3 separate regions of the Homo sapiens genome follow, and regions 1 and 3 are each linked to region 2. A link is an interaction called in ENCODE POLR2A ChIA-PET data of the cell type or tissue named here. Cell type or tissue: MCF 10A. All regions are shown on one strand. Links, peaks and the distances in the headings refer to the core of each region. The heading gives the core; the rest is flanking DNA.

Region 1 (6,037 bases), core at 821-4,820, 52 kb before region 2:
CTTCTGTTCCTTCCAGATGCATGGGATATTAGGAATTTTGAGGACATTCCTAGCATTAATTTATAGCCAAATTGTTGGCACAACTAAAAACATTCTTTCAATCCAGTTAACCACATTAGATATTCTATTGATTGATTGATGGATTTTTCTGGAGACATTACTTCTTAGTTCTGTCCTTTTTTTTTTTTTTTTTTGAGACGGAGTCTTGCACTGTCACCCAGGCTGGAGTGCAGTGGTGCGGTCTTGGCTCACTGCAACCTCCGCCTCCTGGGTTCAAGCAATTCTCCTGACTTAACCTCCTGAGTAGCTGGGATTACAGGCATGTGCCACCATGCCCAGCTAATTTTTGTAATTTGTATTTTTAGTAGAGAAGAGGTTTCACCACGTTAGCCAGGCTAGTCTTGAACTCCTGGCCTCAAGTGATCCGCCCGCCTCGGCCTCCCAAAGTGCTGGGATTACAGAGGAGTGAGCCACCATGCCCAGCCCTGTCCTTTCTCTTACTACTCTCAGGACTAGTTTATCTCTAGATCTGCCTCAGAGCTCACATCTTTCATTATCATCCAGGGCATTCTCATCACCTCTTCCCTATGTTGTATCCTGTTTCCTGCTTTCTTTCTTTATCCCCTTGTTTGGGTAAAGTACATCCTTTTGCAGCTTCCTAATAAGTACATAGGACATACATTTTCCACACAGGCCTATCTTTCTCCTACTTGAGTTGTAATTTGACTAAGCAAGAATTCTAAGTATGATTTCCTCTTAGATTTCTAAAGATACTGATTTGTTGTCTTCCACCTTCTAGTTTTACTGCTAAAAATGTGGCATCATTCTGATGTCTTAGCCCTTTTCTAACTTCTTTTTTTTCTTCCTGGAAGCTTTTAGATTCTTCTTTTTATTCATATCTTCTGAAATTTTGTAGCCCTGTGCCAATATATGCATATATGTATATCCTTCATTTTCTTTTCTTTTCTGAATATTTTTTGTTCACTCAGTCTCACATTTTATTAACTCTTCTCTATTTTCTACTTTTCTGTTTTTTAGTACTACCATTTAGATTTCTTCCATATTATCTTTCAAACCTTCTGCTGAATTTTCTTTTATGATTTTTTTTTATTTTTATTGTAGTGTCCTTTCTTATTTTCTGGATGCACTATCTTATCTCTCTGAGGATAACAAACTTTTTTCCCAGATTTTATTTTTTTTTCAAGTTTTATCTTTCTTTTCTTTCAATTCCTTTTTTGGCTTAGTTGAGTCTTTTTCCTTTTGGTGTTGCAGATTTTCTTCATAATGGGTGACCCTTGGCTGTCCATTCGTATTTTAAAGGTGCACAACTAAAATGCCAACTGGAAGCTCTATGTATTTGTGTATATGTGGGGGGAAGAGGGATTGCCTGTGGACTGGCACATTTCACCAAGGAAAATCAGGAAAGATTTCGACCATTTCAAGGGGGACCTCTCAATAGAATTACAATTAATCTATATGGCTCCATTGTATGAAATAGAAAAAGATATCCCATGAGGCATGTGAGTTGTTTATCAGTTGGTGCCTTTATGCTAATTAGAAAAAGGTAGCCCCTCCCCCTGGCCTAACAAAGCCCCTCCCCAGGGCACAGGGCTTGGTAAGTGGAGCAGGGCTTGGATTTTATCCCTCACTCACCTTCAGCCAATGTCCCTGGTAAAGATAAAAACTGGAGAAACTATGTGAGGGTCCTGCTCCCAAATGTTAATATCTTTAGGCCTTTCTCATAAACAGGCCAGTTTCTCAGAGATAGACCTTTAGTGTTCTGCCTGGGGATGGGGAAGGTTGCTGGTGTAGGGAGAAGCTGAAGGTCTGGCAAAATGAAGCTGGGGAGGCGAGAGTGCCTCTCCATTATGTCTGTAGACTTTCACTTAATTCCCTAGTTAAGTGAAGGAGAGTGACCCACACAGATTTGTACACCTACATGATTCTGCACCTTCAGAGAATAAACTTCCAGTCTTCTGCCTTGATGAGGTTGAGAAGTCTTCTGATTGTAAAGGAGGGAGGAAGAAATATGCAGATCCCTAGAACCCAAGTACTTAACTGCCCTCTTTTTTTTTCTTTTCTACCCCTCACCTCTGCCTCCAGAGACACCTGGTGCCTCCAGAGACACCTGGTGCCTCCAGTTCCTTAACATTTCTGCAGTTCTGCGGCTTTACTGGTTTCCCACTGCTAACCTCCTTTGCAAACTTAGAATTGAGCTTTCTTTAGTGAAGGGCAGTTATCTTTTCTACTATTCAGTAGCTTCCAGATTTTTTTTTTTTTTGAGACAGAGTCTTGCTCTGTCACCCAGACTGGAGTGCAGTGGCGTGATTCCAGCTCACTGTAACCTCAAACTCCTGAGCTCAAGTTGATCTATATGCCTCAGCCTCCTGAGTAGCTAGGACTACAGGCATGAACCACTATGCCTGGCTACGTTTTTAAATTTTTTTGTAGAGGTAGGGCCTCCCTATGTTGCCCAGGTTTGTCTTGAACTCCTGGCCTCAAGTGATCCTCCCACCTCAGCCTCCCAAAGTGTTGGGATTACAGACCTGAGCTAGCGTGCCTGTCCAGCTTCCAAAATTTTGTTGCTGTTTTGTCTGCTGTTGTGTCTTCTCAGGTTTTGTTTGTCCTTTTAGATTTATTCAGTTTTTATTGTCATTTTAGTAGGAAATAAGGAAGCGTAAATAAACACAATGCTTAATTCTTCATGCTTAATTGAAAGTTCCTAACTTCTTTATCATTCAGGGCAGAGGCTCTGCAATTCTGATTTTTTGCATAAATTCATCTAGTATGATTTCTAAATGTGTTAAAGATTTGCTATATTTTTCTCAAGGTGACCATTTGCTGCACTGATTGCTCTGACTCTTTTGATCTTTTTTATAAAATCAAAAGACCTACTTGGCAGAGTCTGTTTTTGATTTTTATTTGCAGTAGTTGAGATGCTATGGCCACTGTAAGATTGTGAAGATGAAGTAGGTTTAAACAAGAGTTAAGTTGCAGCTTTGCTGGATTCATTGCACCTTGGTAAGCAAAGTCACTTGGACTTCACCTCATCCCACAAAAGTTGATTGGCTTCTGTGGGCATTCGGCCAGTTTTTTTAGTGAGTCATATCATGATTTCCTAAGGGGCTGAGGAGACCTGGGCAGCTAATTCATATTTGTGCTATTACTGGGAGGTATGATAATCTCTAGTGTCTGATAAAACTGTGATTTAATGTTATAAATACAGAAATGTACCAGAACATACAATGTTTTTATTAGCCTAGTTGTACCCCACAGCAATACTCTAGTCAAATAAATAAAAAGTAATATTCTTTACCACCTACTTGACCTGAATTATTCTCCTTTGTGGGTGAATATCTATTTGTAAGATCTTAATAACAAATCACAATATCTAATTTACTAAGATACTGTGGTCTGGAAGATATGAGGATCTCTTCTTTCAGCACAGGATTAGTTTGAATACCAGTAAGTGTTTGCGTATGTAGTAACTGCACTACTACATACGCAGGGCCCAGGAAGCCATTGCAAGTTTCTGCAGCACTATTTGTAAACATAGTTCCATATTAACAAAAATAAATAAAATTAAAAATAAAAATGAGGTCTGCTAAAAACCTGCTTTCTGCTTAAACACCTTCCCTTAGCATTGAATGGCCTTCTGCATTGCTATAGATTCTTTCATCTGAACTATTTCATTACTTAGATGCTCTACACGCAGTTAAATAGGGCTTTCCCAGTGCCTTTATAAATATGAAGAAAGTTTATATTAGTGAAAAAATGTGAAGTTACAGGTTCTCTCGTGTTCCATAGAATATATTTCATATTAGTGATGATCAGGATTTGTATGGGATAGGGTATAGAATGAAGTAATTAATTATGGTATTAAATGTTTGGTTTAAGTGTCTCTTATACACACACATACACACAAACACACCAAGAATACAATGTATTTTATGCTCCAGATAACTTGAGCAACTAAAGTTTCTCCTTGCTGCAGTTTATTTATTTATTTATTTTAATTTTTGTGGGTACATAGTATGTGTGTGTGTGTATATATATATATATATATATATATATATATATATATATGTATGTGTGTGCCATATATATATATATATGGCATACATGGAGTTTAAATGATCCTTGCCATTAGGTTGCCAGACTGGGAAAATAAGCTGAAGCGTGATTTTATTTTGGATTAAGGCAAGGAGTTTTAGTACTTGAAGAATACGGAAAGGTTAGATACAGCCAGTATTTGACAGAAGAGTATATAAAGGACCAGTATTTATATGGACAAATGAGAAAGTGGTCGAATCTAGTACTGTTGAATAGAACTTTATGTGATCCTGGAAATGTTCTATATCTGCACTGTCTGACATGGTAGACATAGGCACATGTGGCTGTTTAGCTGTTGAAATGTGGTTAGTATAACTGAAGAACTGAATGTTAAATTTTGTTTAATTTTAATTAATTTAAATAGCTAATAGAAAATAGGATTATTTTACAATTGCCTGGAAATATAGATAACAGAGTTAAGTTATTTTGCACAGCATGTCTAGTCTCTAAAACAAAATCACTTTAGTAGCATGACTATGGTGCAGGTCAGGATTTCTTTCATTCATTCATACATATACTCAACAAATGTTAAGAACCTACTATATACTATACCATACTGTGCTTACTATATTATGCTAGATGCTGAGGTAAATAAGTTGTCTGTTGCTGAATTGGGCTCCAAATAAATGAAAACCTTTTTAACGTCACAATATATACATGAAGCTGACCAATTGAGGTTGGAAGGCGCCAGTGGTTCTATTGCTGTTACAGAACAGGATAGACAAGCAGGGCCCAGGAAGCCATCAGGGGGCACTGCCTATAGCCAGGGAAAGAGGATAGAGCCAGGAAACCTAAAGAGCTTTTTTTTTTAATATAATCAGTTTTAAGGAATGATGTGTGGTCAAAAATTACGAGAAGATAGAGTTCAAAAAGCTGTGATAGAAACAAGGGCCAAAGCCAAACAGAAATTATTGCAAGTTTAGCACAGTCAACAGTACATTCCAGGAAGCTGATGTTTAACCAGATATAATATTGTTCAATGTTACAGCTGAGTGACAGTGATCCTTGTGGAAAATCCATGTACCAGGAAGATGTAGGTCGGCAGAGGTATGGACCTGCCACTCATTTTCCTTATTGTCCTGGCTCAATGGTAAGGGAGGAAGGAGTGAATTTATAAATTGAGTAGTGATGCGGCTCCTATGCAGGTGATTCTGAAACCACGCTTGCCTTGAGAATCCCAGCTAGGTTCTGCATTTCTATACAGTATCTACAAAGGACTTTCTTTGGCTTCTTTTTAAAACTGAATATCCAACCAAAACACTGTAATAACTCTTTCCTGGATTTCAGTGAGAATTTGGAATACATGAAAGAGATGGGAGAGAATCATCTTTTGTTTTGTTCTTTGTAATTTCTGACTCAAAGATTAGAAAGGACTGTAGCCAAATGTTTCTGAGCTTGGAACCTGATGTAAAGCGATCCCTTGCTCCTAAAGGAGAAAGGAAGTGAAGTGGAATAATAATAAATGCCATCTAGTTGTATTGCTTTATAGGCTTAAACTGACATTTGAATAATTCCTTTCAGAAAGTATGTAACATATTTTCAAAAAGTCTATAAATGCTCAGCTTTTTGGAATAATAGAAAGTAGAGTGTCCTTTTACACTTGCCTGCAAATATACAATCCAGTTATTTTCTGAATGGCACAGTGGGATGCATGGAAAGCAGACTTATAGCTAACCAATAGCATTATTTTATTTAAGGAAACCGTTTTTATGATGAAGGTTCAGAATCCTCCCTTTAAGGAATCTTGAGAAAAATGACTCTTCTGAAAGTTTCTTTTCACATCTCTTGTGACTTAACTGTATGTGATGATTTTGACAACTGTAAAGATAGAAAAGGGTTTTTTTTGATTTGTTTATAGAATTGCTCCCTCTTCCCTGGACAGCTGTTTAAATATATAGCTGCACACTCATGCTAAGGAAGGTCC
Region 2 (6,037 bases), core at 1,348-5,347:
AGATGTGAAACAAAGATCATGATAGCACCCACCTCATAGGAAGGTCATGGAAATTAAGGGGGATGATGCATGTGAAGCCTTTAGCCTAGTGTCAAGCACACAGAAGATGATCAGTGTTATCTGTCACATACCACTGTTATTGTCTTCCACAGTCTTCAAATTTCTGTCATCCCTGTCATCACTATCATCCTTGTCATCGTTGCCATCCTTGTTTCACCATCATCCCTGTCTTCACCATCATCACAATTGTCAGTGTTTACATCAGCGTTGCTGTTGTCACCATCATCCTCTTCCCCATTGTCATCCCCACCATCGCTGTCATCCCCATCATCATTATCTCTGTCTTCACCATCTTTCTCTCCTTCCCTGTCATCCCGGTCATCACCATCATAACTGACATCCCATTGTCACCTTCATCCCTAACTTCACCATCATCCTTATCATCTTGCTCATACCATCAAGGCACCTGCTTTGTTGTTCCTTCGTCAGTTTTTCTGTGAGCAAGTCCTGAATATCAGCACTTTGCACTTTCTCCATAGGGCAGATGTACACATGGAACAGTCTTTGAATGGTTATTGTTAGCTTAGTCACACTGTACCATTTTCCAGTTCTTGTTCTAATAATAGATAGTATCTATTATTTAATGATATTGATACAAAAATATAATTTGCTTGAATTACTCTTGTTTTGGGTTAATCCAAGAATTTGAGTTTCATTTATAATATAGCAGATCAACTGCTTGAAAAAAAAAGGCCACACTATTATCGCTTTCTTACTTTTTGTGGCAAAACTGCACAGCATAAAGCATTTACAAGCTTATCTCTGTTTAAATAAATTTAATTAAATTTGAATTCAGCAGGCCTTGTTGCATAAGAACAACATTGACTTTGCTGTTTGGGTTTGCATGTTTTATGAACATCAGCACCCTGCTAAATGAAGAGTGGAAAACAGGCCCTTCTGAACTACCTCTCAACCCTTTCATGAAGGTTTTTTAAAAAGAGATAATGAAAAGAATTTGACCATTGTTTTATTATTGCTAAATACATATATTTTTGGGAAAGGGGCTTCCTGTTGACCATGTGTTCTTTTAAAACATCAACTTAGTGAGGTAGTTTATATTTTGTCCTGACTTCTGCTTTGAAATATTACAAGATTGTTTGTGTATAAAGTGCCTTTGATGAATAAGATAAAGGAATGTTGCTTTTCAATAAGTCATGTACCCATTATTCTACTTTTTAGAGGGAAAAGCTTTTTATTTACTCTGTTGTCCCCGTCCTCATAATATGCATCAAGATTAAAGGGTATACAGCATGGATAAAAGAATAGCTCCTTGGTGTGGTCCATGGACCAGTGCCCATCAGCAAACTATGTGTAATTAGTTTACAATGGATTAGATATTGAAAAGTGATTAGAAACTTCTGTAGTAATTTGCTATTGTCATGACATCCAAATATATGATTTTTGTATTTAACAAAAATCTAAGTCATCAATGCATTAGAAGTTTAAGAAAATGAAAAACAGTAACAACCACCAAAACAAAAACAAAATGTAAATCCTGTTTCTTCAACATATTAATTTGTTCTGTGAGATTTTAATAGGCATTCCATAAAAAGCACATCCGTTCCTTAGATAGGTTTGGAAGGGACTGATATAAAATAAATCATGTAAGTTATTGTCTTCTGGACTCCCAGGATCTGCATTGTGAACCTCCAAGTGAAGGCAGGGTAAGAAGAGTCTCCTGAATCATAAACCCCTGGATTTATAGAACATCTCCAAAGAGTAATGTCCTGTAGAGGATCCTTTACCTAAAGAGTTAGTATTTTTCTGCTATTTTTAACTTTTCAGTTGCTTCCTATGCAGCTTTAGAATAGGACTATCATTTTTAAAACTTGATTTTTCCCCTTAATTTTTTAATTTTTGAAATGCAGCCTGCAATATTACCATTGTAATCAATGTTACTATTTTTCTAATTTCATGGATTTTGTATTTTCTTAATTAAAAATTTTAAAAGGCTGACCAAATGCTCAAGAAGACACAAAGTCCCACCCCCCAAAAGCCAGAGACCATGTTTTTCCTGTGATCTCTGGATCCTCACAGAGAGTGTAGAGGGAACAGCTGCAGTTTTTAGGAAGGAAAATAATTGTGTTGCAAAATACCTCTTGACATAGGAAGGTGAGATTAGAGACTGAAAGGACATTGGAATGAATCCGAAAAGAAAAGGTTTTTTAATGCTGCTAATAGAAGTTAGAAGAAAAGAAAGGACAACTGAGGGTTAAAAAGATCATTGAAAATGTACTCGAAGAAAATGAAAAAGTGTTCCTTAAATTGCTATTAGATTTCAGGGCTCTGAGGCTAAGATCTAGCCCCAGGAAGAATTTTTAGGGAGAAGATTGCTTCATTTCAAACTAGATTGGGCTTCCTTATTTTTAGCCAGAACACTCAGTTCCAGATGCCTTTCTCTTGAGTTTGATAACATTAAAGCGGCTCGGTTGGTTGCTGGCCATCACTTTTAGTGTGAGGCACTAATAAAGTGTGGAGCAGGTGAAAATCCCAATGAAATTGGGCTAACTCTACAAATGTGTAAAAACAGCTTCATACTTGGAAAAGCCACAGTGAATGCCAGGGCTGCCCTGTCGCCCTGTGTGCCCAAGCCTCCTGACTTCTTCATTACATCTCACATTGTCACCTTTCTATCTTCTTGGATCTCAGCCTCAGTTTCGCCAGTGTCTACTTTCCCTCTGCCTTCAAACATACATGGCAGTCCACTATCTTGTTGCCGGGGGGAGCTGACTACTTTCTCCAACTACTTTTTATATCCTGTTTTTGTAAAACTTCTCAAACAAGGCATCATATTTCTTTGCTACCTGCTTTTCCCCAGTCTCAGGAGTCTGGCCTTAATAATGAGGCAGCAACTATAGCCAACTTGACTAAGAGCTGACTGCACCAGGATCAGTGCTTAGAGCTTGGCATATGTTACTTCATTGAATCCTCAAATAATCCTCTGAGTCAGGTATTACACCTATTGTAATTTTATAGATGAGATGCTCAGGTTTAGATTAAGCAATTTGCTACACAGAGACACTATTGACAGGGCTGGAACAGAGCCCAGGTCTGACTGACCTCAACACATTTTCTTAACTACCTTTTTGTTTACTCAAAAGTGCCAGGAAAATGTTCTCATTTAAGCCTTCCAACTTGAAGAGGTATTATTATAATCCATTTAATACACTTGCTGTGAACTAGGAGAGTCACCGCCTTCCTACAGGGCATTTGCAAATTTGTCCAGGTATTTGGTTGTGGGAATACTGGAGGTGGGAATGCTGCTAGCATTTAATTGCTAGAAGAAGGAGGGACATAGGTGTGGGAACTGCCATGCAATGCTGAGAAATACCTCACGCAACAAAGAATTCTCCTGCCTCAAATGCCAATTATGCCCCATTCAGAAACAATGATAATGGATGAGAATTTAATAATGGATTCAGAAAGCCTAAATAACTTCCCTGAATCTGGAGCCATAAATCAAACTGAGATCTGTCTGGCTCTAAAGGTTGTTTTTTTTTCTGCTCAATTCAACTTCATCTAACAGAACATTAAAATATTATGTATAATTTGATTTGCTCCCACAATTACCATATTTTATATGCAGCATCTCAAATATAATTTATTTAGAGAATACTTAACTAATTTCCTGATTGAATGTTATTTTAATACATTTAATGGAGATAGCATGTATCATAGTATTTGCCAGATTTTCACAAGGATGCTAAAATTTAATGAAAGAAACCATCAACATTGTATTAAACAAGGAAAGCTGCATATTCTGGAACATGCTGTCTTCTGCACTGACAACCAGGAGCAGAAAAGACTCATTTATGAAAGGAAAAGAAGGAGGAAAGAGAGAAGCTTGGTGAAGAAGAGAGGAGAGAAAAATATATATATATGGCTTTTTATTTAATTAGTCTTATACACTGAGCCCTGACCTGTCAATTGCAATGTTTCCTTCCTCTGAAACTTCATTTTTAAAAAATCTCCTTTATAAACATTCTAAGGTCTAAAGGGTTGCCCAAATTTAAATAAGATTTTCTACTTTCTATATTTAAAGACGTCTTCTTAATGTGCTTCTTTCTAAAATAAATGCATGGTATATATTTTTTGTAGCAGTCATGGGTTGTACTAGGCAAAGACCTTGTCATGCTTGGTAAAGAAGGGCTGTGCTTTTCATAATCATAGATTGCATACCTGGACTGTACACTTGAACATGACTCAAGTCTCCAAAGTTTAACCATCATTTTATAACATCAAGGCCTGTGTGCCATATTTGTGTGTGTGTGTGTGTGTGTTTTACTACCCAGAAAAATAAAATGGTAGTTTCTGCTTCACCCAAGTGCCTACATTTGAAACACATATCATGCAAGACAAACTCTCATCTTGAGTTGCTGGTAGGAAAAAAAGGATCTTTCTTTATGCCATTTTTCTTCTTCCTATTTTCACCGTTTGAGATATACAGTCATGTGCCACATAATGGTGTTTCAGTCAACACCAGATCACATATACGTCAGTGGTCCTATAAGATTATCCTACGATATTTTTACTGTACCTTTTCTATTTTTACCTGTGTTTAGATACACAAATACCATTTTGCTACAGTTGCCTACAGTATTCAGTACAGTAACATGCTGTACAGGTTTGTAGCCTAGGAGCAATAGGCTGTATCACCTAGCCTAGGTGTGTAGTAGACTGTTCATCAAGGTTTGTGTTAGTACACTCTATGATGTTTGCAAAACAACAAAATTGCCTTATATTTCTTAGAACATATCCTCACGGTTAAGTTATGCATGACTAGTTAAATTCCCAACATAGACGATTTTCTGGGACCCATAATTAACAGAGAATTTCAGACTTTGTGGGTGATAAGAGTATCTGAGTGCTTGTTAAAAATGTAGATTTCCAAACCCTGTGCTAGAGACTTGAATTCAGTAGCTCTTGGGAAGAGTGAAATGCTTTGTCAACAAGCTCCCCCAGGTGATGGGGTGCCTGTAGTTCATGGAACACACTATGAAGACAAATAGTTTGGTACTTAATAAGCCTCTAATAAATAGTTGTTGAATATATGAATGTGACTATATGAATATATGAATGTGGCTGTACTAACAGCTTTATTCCTGTCAACAGAGGCTTTTACCTATAACCACAGAAGCTTATATTCCTAGGAAATTCTTACCTTTTCCTTCCCCTCACCTTTGTCCACCTATTTTCGGCAACTCTTGAAGTCTTGTTTGGGCAGATCCCTTCCATTTTCATGCCTATCGTGCTGCTTTAGCACCTCCTGTCTCGGGCTTGTTAACAGGTTCCCCAGGCTCCAGACTCTTTTGACTTCAACTCATCTTTAAAACCACTACCAGATTAATCTTCCTCAAACCTGTGCTTATCTGTATTTAAGACTCTTCATGATTTGACTCAACCTACTTTTCCCCTTAATTTCCTTCTCTTCTTCTCTTTAAAATACCAGATCCCACTCTTGTCCCTAATTGTGCTTTATACACCTCCTTCTCACTGCTTTGCTTATGCCATCCCCTTCCCAGCCCTGGGCAGGAAGGAAGGGGTTAACTCAGCAGGCCTGGGTTATTCAAATCCTGCACATTTCAAAGAAATGCCTGCCTTCAGGACTAGCCCTTGGTCAGCTCCTGGGAATTAACCTCTGAGCTCTTGAAATATTCTTCCAGATAAGAGTCTTTTTGTATGCCTGAGGCCTTGGACCATGCTGTACAGATAAATTTATCCTGACGATGTGATTTATGGTGAAGACTTTTTTTTTTCTTTTAGGTAGGGGGAGGCTGGAATCTCAGTAGCTGAGGTCAGTTAAGGGGCCTATATTGCTGATCTCCAATAACAACTCTGGACACCAAGGCTCATGTGAGCCTTTCTGGTTGGCAACATTGAGCATGTGTTGTCATACATTGTTGCTGGGAGAATTAGACACATCCCCATGAGACTCCATGGGGAGGGGACCACAAAAACCTTGCACCTGGTTTCTTCT
Region 3 (6,037 bases), core at 821-4,820, 67 kb before region 2:
GGCCATCTGGCTCTACAGACCTAAACTGCTGTGCCTTGGATTTTTCAGACTTAACAGAAAATAGATTTTCTATTTTGAATATAGTGTTTTCTCTGTAGTCAGATTACTAAGATCTCACAATTCTATCCAAAACCCTTATGCTGTCTCAAACAAAGCAAATAATATATATTTTATTTGAGGATTCAAATCTCAAGACCTATTTTACAAACTGGTTTTTAGTGACTAACTTGTAGGAACCCACTGGTCAAAGATGCCCTCTGTTGTCATTTTAATGCATTCAGAATCTTTGCATTTGGCATGTCTTGCATTTTATTATGGTTGATTTTATTTTGAGACATACGAAGTTTTTTTGTGTGTACTTAGTACCTTTTAATGGATTGTTTCTGTTAAATAATTGTCTTTGTGTATTTTAGGTTTGCTCTTCCTGAAACATTTTCTTGAAACTTTAATTCATTTCCTATGTGTCTTTTTTAATCAGATTAAACTTTCACAACTAGACAGCCCATTGGTTCATCTAAATTGTAAAACATATAACAAGAAAATATAAAGTAGCAGTTAAGAAGTTACTGAAAAAGATGGGGGAATTGCTTGATAACCAATTTTAGAACTTTAAAAAATATTGGAGCAAATTTCTTTGTATGTTGGTGTTTGGTTGTTCCTGACAGTTATCACTGCCTCAACTTTCTCCTTCACAAACAGGCAGAACCTAGGATGGGAACACTGGGAGCTGTGGATGAAAATGGGGGCTGGGGAGAGGATGGAGTCATAGTGCGGCAGAGGAAAGAGGCTGGCAGCAATATCAGATCAGCAAATAGCATGAGGAATTAGGCTGGAAACTACTGAGCAGAAAGGATTCTGTAGTAATCCTTTAAGATTTGAGGCTTGAGAACAAGGGGAAAGAGTAGAAAGGTGGGAATGCATAGGTTGAGGTCAATTTAAATAAGCCCACCTCTTTTTAAAGCATACTGAAAAACAAAAACAAAAACTCCTCATGGAGTTGTCTGTGTTACCAACTAGAGGTTGCCTCAGTTTACTGGTAACTTTGTCCTCATTGTTGTGTGTTAGGAAAATAATGGTTTTAAATCATTCAAGGAAAATACACTTGTATGTCTCATGAGAACCTGGAGCATTTTTTATTATATTTTGTGATTACAGTTGGAGATGCTGCTTATCTTATTTCTTGTAAAACTCGGAGGGAAGGCTTCCAAGTGCTTTACTGCTCTAGGGGCCCTTTGTAATCAAATATGCTTCTTCAGCAGTAATTTTAGCATCTATTATCGGTGCTTCAGCCCTGGCAGTTCGGCAGCCTTGCAGCTTTGACATCACTTGTGGTTTGCAGAAGATCATGCAGTGCTGTCTAGTGCTCCTGATAATAGTTTCTAAATGCTTAGCTGATTTATACTGACTGGAATTGTCCCATCTCTTCCTAGCAATCGAATCTGGCAAATTAATCATTTAACCTTTTCTGTGACATGGACAAGCCTCACTGTGAGGTCACCAGTGTCACACCAAGTATGGCTGCCCATTGACAGAAAAAGTTTGTGCTGGAATTGTGAATGTGCTCCCCCATCTAGAAGATGTACACGTTGTCTTTTTAGATAAAACAAAGACAAACAAGGGTATATTTTTTCAAGTGCACTTAATGAGAGTACAACAGAACCAAAAAGGGAAATCTGTGCTTCTCATTCCCAGTCACGTGCTGACTCCCTGGACTTCATTCTTTTTTCACCAAAACTCCTGTGCACGCAGCATGGAGTAATCATGCTTGAATCTAGCCTCACAGTCAGGCCCTCAGAGCTGATTCTGAGATGTGAGGTTCAACGATTTAGAGAGGGGCCTGGATTATTCTGATATGATAGCTTTTCATTCACTATAACTTGAAGTTTTTATATCACAGGGATCTATCTTAAAACAAGAGATATAATTAAACAGAAACTCAGTGGAAAGGGGCTCTTACAGTCATATAACTGGTCCTCCAAGGAAAATGCAAAGGCGTCTTTTATCTCTCTCCTTCTCCCCCAGAAATACCTCATCATGTCCTTGGCCTGTGCTGTGGAGGGTTCCATTTAATATCCTCATCTTTCCCAGCTCCCTAGTTCCTCATGCCCTATGCTCACCAGACAGACACATCACCTTCCTAGGCTCCCTCCACTATAAAGAACCCTCAAATAAACTTCAAAGGCAGGAAGTCCTTGTTTGTATCCTACACTGACCCAGAGGGGCACAACCAGGATATTTCTCTTTGCCTCAAGGGTCAATTTGACCCAGACCCAGACAAGAATACATATATTCCAATTTTAAGGCTAAAGAAGGAGCCATTGGTAGAGTCAACTGTCTTCTACAGCTAAAGAAGTTACGATTATTTTCTTTTGAAAACATAATCTTTTCACCCTGATTTCCTGATTCTTAGTACAATGTGTTCTCAAGACTAATTCTTGGAACAGTCTAGAGAGGTTCATGTGCTTCTTATTTTGTTGCTACTTGTCAAAGGCCAAAGGGGTTGAATGTGTCAGACACTGTAGGTCATTTGCATAACATACTACGTATTAATAAAAAAGGATATGTGGATATTCAAGAGTATGTTTGATCCTGTTTCAGCATTTAATTTCAGATCATGGCCAAGTATCTGTTTTCATTGTGAAAAGCCAGGATCTGCCAAAATCAACATGAAGTAAATGACTTACATAGTAGTGAAAAGGAGTTAAGACACGTACACAGATATGTCGTTCCTTTCGATCGTTATCTAAATAGTGTTGTTTAGACAAAAGTATTAAACTTGTCATTGGAACTTAGAAAACTTTTAAAGAATTCAGTTTTTATATTGATTTATGTTCCATTCTGAAACTGCTCATAAAGTTTAAATCTTTCCTTTCTATATAACAGAAATGGTCAGGCTGCATTTTTAACAGAGACTTCTCAAGGGTGAGAACTGGTAGAAGTTGACATTTTTTACATAAACCATATTTTAGAATTTTAGTTTCAAGCTAGTTAAGAAATGTACTTTTTTTTTTTTTTTGGCAGTAAGGAGGGACTTATGATGACCATAATATAACAAAATGTGACTCTGATCATGGTGACATCGAAACCTGGAGTTTCCACAACTCAGTTTTTGATTGAGGGTAGCAAATTATCTTTCTTTGTAGTAAATTATGATACACATTGCCTAATCTAGATTTGATGTGTGAAAAAATATGCTACTATATGTGGCATGCCTGTAAAGTAATGAGGCTTGGTTTTTAAATTATTTATAATTTCTTAAAAATGTATGTTGTCCTTGAGAGAGTTTCTCTGGAAAAGTACACTTATTCCACAATTCTTTAAAAAGATTATTTGACATTTATTACAAATGTAAGAATAGATTTGGGAACTTGAAGCCACTCTGGAAAAATTCTTCAAATTGCTGTTGTAGCCACACATTCTTTGTGATACACACCTACTTCACTTGTCATGGCCTGAATAATTATTGACTCTTCCAGAACTATTTTGCACTTTCAAAGGGAAAATATTTGCTTTGCTTTCAGATAGTCAACCGATTAAGCTGCATTCTCTAAAAGTAATTCCAGAAGGGGACTTTCAAAATAGTTATAATAGTAACAACTTGGGTAAAATAGTAACACTTTTGAAATAGCATAATCATCTGGATGTGTTAATTATTACCTTTGTTGAAAAATTATAATACTTTTATAGTCACATCTCCAAGGGTGAAGTAGTGGATGCCTTGTTTTACTTTAAGAAAGTTTTACTTTTTTACAGCTGAATACAGTTGCTGTTCTAATAGCTTATGAAATGCTTGTCTTTGGCCTTTGGAGGAATACGTGATCTTGTAATTTTGCATGATAGCGTAGCATATTGCAGTTGTTCCACAGGCATTTTTAGAAACTATATCCTTTAGTTATAAAAATGTGTTAACAAGGTCACAAAATAGAAAATACATACATTTCGAAAACCAGAGAATTATTTGAGATACTTTTTACCACAATATAACTTTTATATTTGAATTATATTGCCATTATTTTGGTGAAGGTGGTATCTAACTCAACTTTTGTTAGTTTACGGGCTGTAGTATTAAAGTGATAGCATAGTATCTTGTATGTAGACTGTGGTGAAAAATCTATTGATGGAACAAATAAAGGTGAATATTGAAAAATTAGATCATGAATGATATTTGATAAATTATCTTGATGGATATTTAAAAATAAATACAGATTGACTTGTATAAATGTTTCTTTTATGTGATTTCACTTTAATATGTTATATTGACTCTAAAATCATGAACCTGAAATCAGACTCAAGAAAGTATTAGATATCCCATGTTAAAAAGTAAGTTAGATATTTACAGAGATTGATTCATAACACAGATGTACTGAGGGATAACTGTGGTTCCAGAGGCTGCATGAGATGCTATGGATAAATATGTGGTGGAAAAATAGGTAGCATCCTTGCTATATGGAGCTCATACTCAAGTGACTATGGGGCTACCAAGAAAATAGGCCAAACTGGGAGCCTCTGTAGCAGCTTGGTGTCCCATGGAAAAGTTTAATGCCAAGTATCTGGGTTCTGTTCTTTAAAGTGTGACGAATTTGTATTCTGTCTCTAAAATGCTTCTGGATTAAAATTTATGCTATTATTTTCTGCATTCTCCTTTGTCATCTTAATTGATCTAGTTCTACCCCTCCAATTTTTAGTATTTTCAATATGTGATATTATATGTGCATACTATATGTGAAAGTAACTTGTAAACTGTAAACATTTTAAACTGTAAAGCAGTGTTGTTATTCAACAAGAAGATATATGCACACAAAGTACAATGTAGACTTGCCTAGTTATGCAGATAATAAAACTGCTATTCTGAAGGTCTTTTATTCTCCCTCTCTAAAATTGCCTGAATTTGCGGATTAATTTATCCATTGTCCATCTTCCTTAGTCTTTTAGAAACAGTTTCCAAATCTCTTAAAACTACAGTTTATGTTCACTATGATTTAGAGATTATGTTTTCTGGTGGGCACAGAATGTGTCACCCCATTAAAGAGGGACTCTTAATATTGTTTATGGAAGCAGAAAACAAAATGAAGTCATAAATCTGGGAGACACCCTATTTGGCCACCTCCTGTTGGGGAGAAGTGATTCCAAATAATTAAATGGGGCTAGTAACTTTTACATTAAATGTTTTCCATCAAGTAGATGTTATAACTTCCTTCCGTAGCCCAAGTCAGCAGCCATATACATTTTCTTAAATAAATTTCATAGGGTGGAAAACTGAAAGAAAGGAAATGGTAGAATAAGGTCTAAAACCATCTCCTAAATCTTCCTTAATTTTTCTATTGTTTTCTTATTGCCTTAAATGCCTCAATCCATAATTAGGCCCTCATAAGATTAAACTGCAATGGAACATGCTGAAAACTTACTAAGAAAAGAAAAATAAAATCAGATTTCACTGGTATTATCACTAGGAATTAAGGAGTATTTTATTATTTCTTTCAAGTTTTACTTTTACGCTTTTCTGGAAGAATCTCTGAAGACAGGCATTGCAAGAGATTTTGAGGGGAGATAAATGGTGATCAGATACAACAGTGGCAGAAATGTCTTTTCTAAGGGTTAATGAGGTCACATTGTTTGTTGTATTTTTTGAAGTCTTAGAATACTTGTGGATTTGATTCTGACGACAAAGTGCAGCTGTTCTGGTCATCTCTTCTAAATAAGGTTCTTTCTTAGCACATGCATTTCAAAATCAGGGAACTTCTGGGCTAAGAGTCAATCTTCCCTTATGTGCATGCCAGACACTTTCATGTATTTGTGGGAGTCACAGGTTAATCTCCAAAGAAAGATTGCTTTCATTCGGAATCACAAATGAGTAAATAAAGACCCTGTCTGGCTCTCTACATCTGAGGCTTGTTTTGAATTTGTGTACAAATTATTTCCACATAATTGTGCTGCATTAACCATCTCTGAACATTAATTATATTTTTCCACTGCTGAAACTCTCAAGTGATTTCACAAGTACAAAAAGTTTGTAAGAGGCATTATTCTTTTTTTCTCC

What was found. Peaks named below come from ENCODE experiments on the same cell type or tissue, not always from the same donor. Only the 100,000 strongest peaks of a DNase experiment are listed, where the experiment ranks them.
Region 1: POLR2A ChIA-PET joins it to region 2 with 10 read pairs; 2 of 35 experiments call an interaction of 5 or more read pairs at or near these places.
Region 3: POLR2A ChIA-PET joins it to region 2 with 34 read pairs; 2 of 35 experiments call an interaction of 5 or more read pairs at or near these places.

Annotation. Positions count from the first base shown.
Region 1 is chr10:88,523,010-88,529,046 of GRCh38, reverse strand. The region is part of intron 4 of RNLS (renalase, FAD dependent amine oxidase); the gene reads left to right. Among named protein-coding and RNA genes, the nearest start is that of RNLS, 57 kb to the left of the region's middle. In MCF 10A, for the core only: no CTCF peak of the experiment used is centred there; a DNase peak (open chromatin) is centred at 3,076.
Region 2 is chr10:88,471,729-88,477,765 of GRCh38, reverse strand. All of the region lies in intron 4 of RNLS (renalase, FAD dependent amine oxidase), which reads left to right. Among named protein-coding and RNA genes, the nearest start is that of RNLS, 110 kb to the left of the region's middle. In MCF 10A, for the core only: a CTCF peak has its summit at 5,015; a DNase peak (open chromatin) is centred at 3,085.
Region 3 is chr10:88,537,970-88,544,006 of GRCh38, reverse strand. All of the region lies in intron 4 of RNLS (renalase, FAD dependent amine oxidase), which reads left to right. Among named protein-coding and RNA genes, the nearest start is that of RNLS, 42 kb to the left of the region's middle. In MCF 10A, for the core only: no CTCF peak of the experiment used is centred there; no DNase peak of the experiment used is centred there.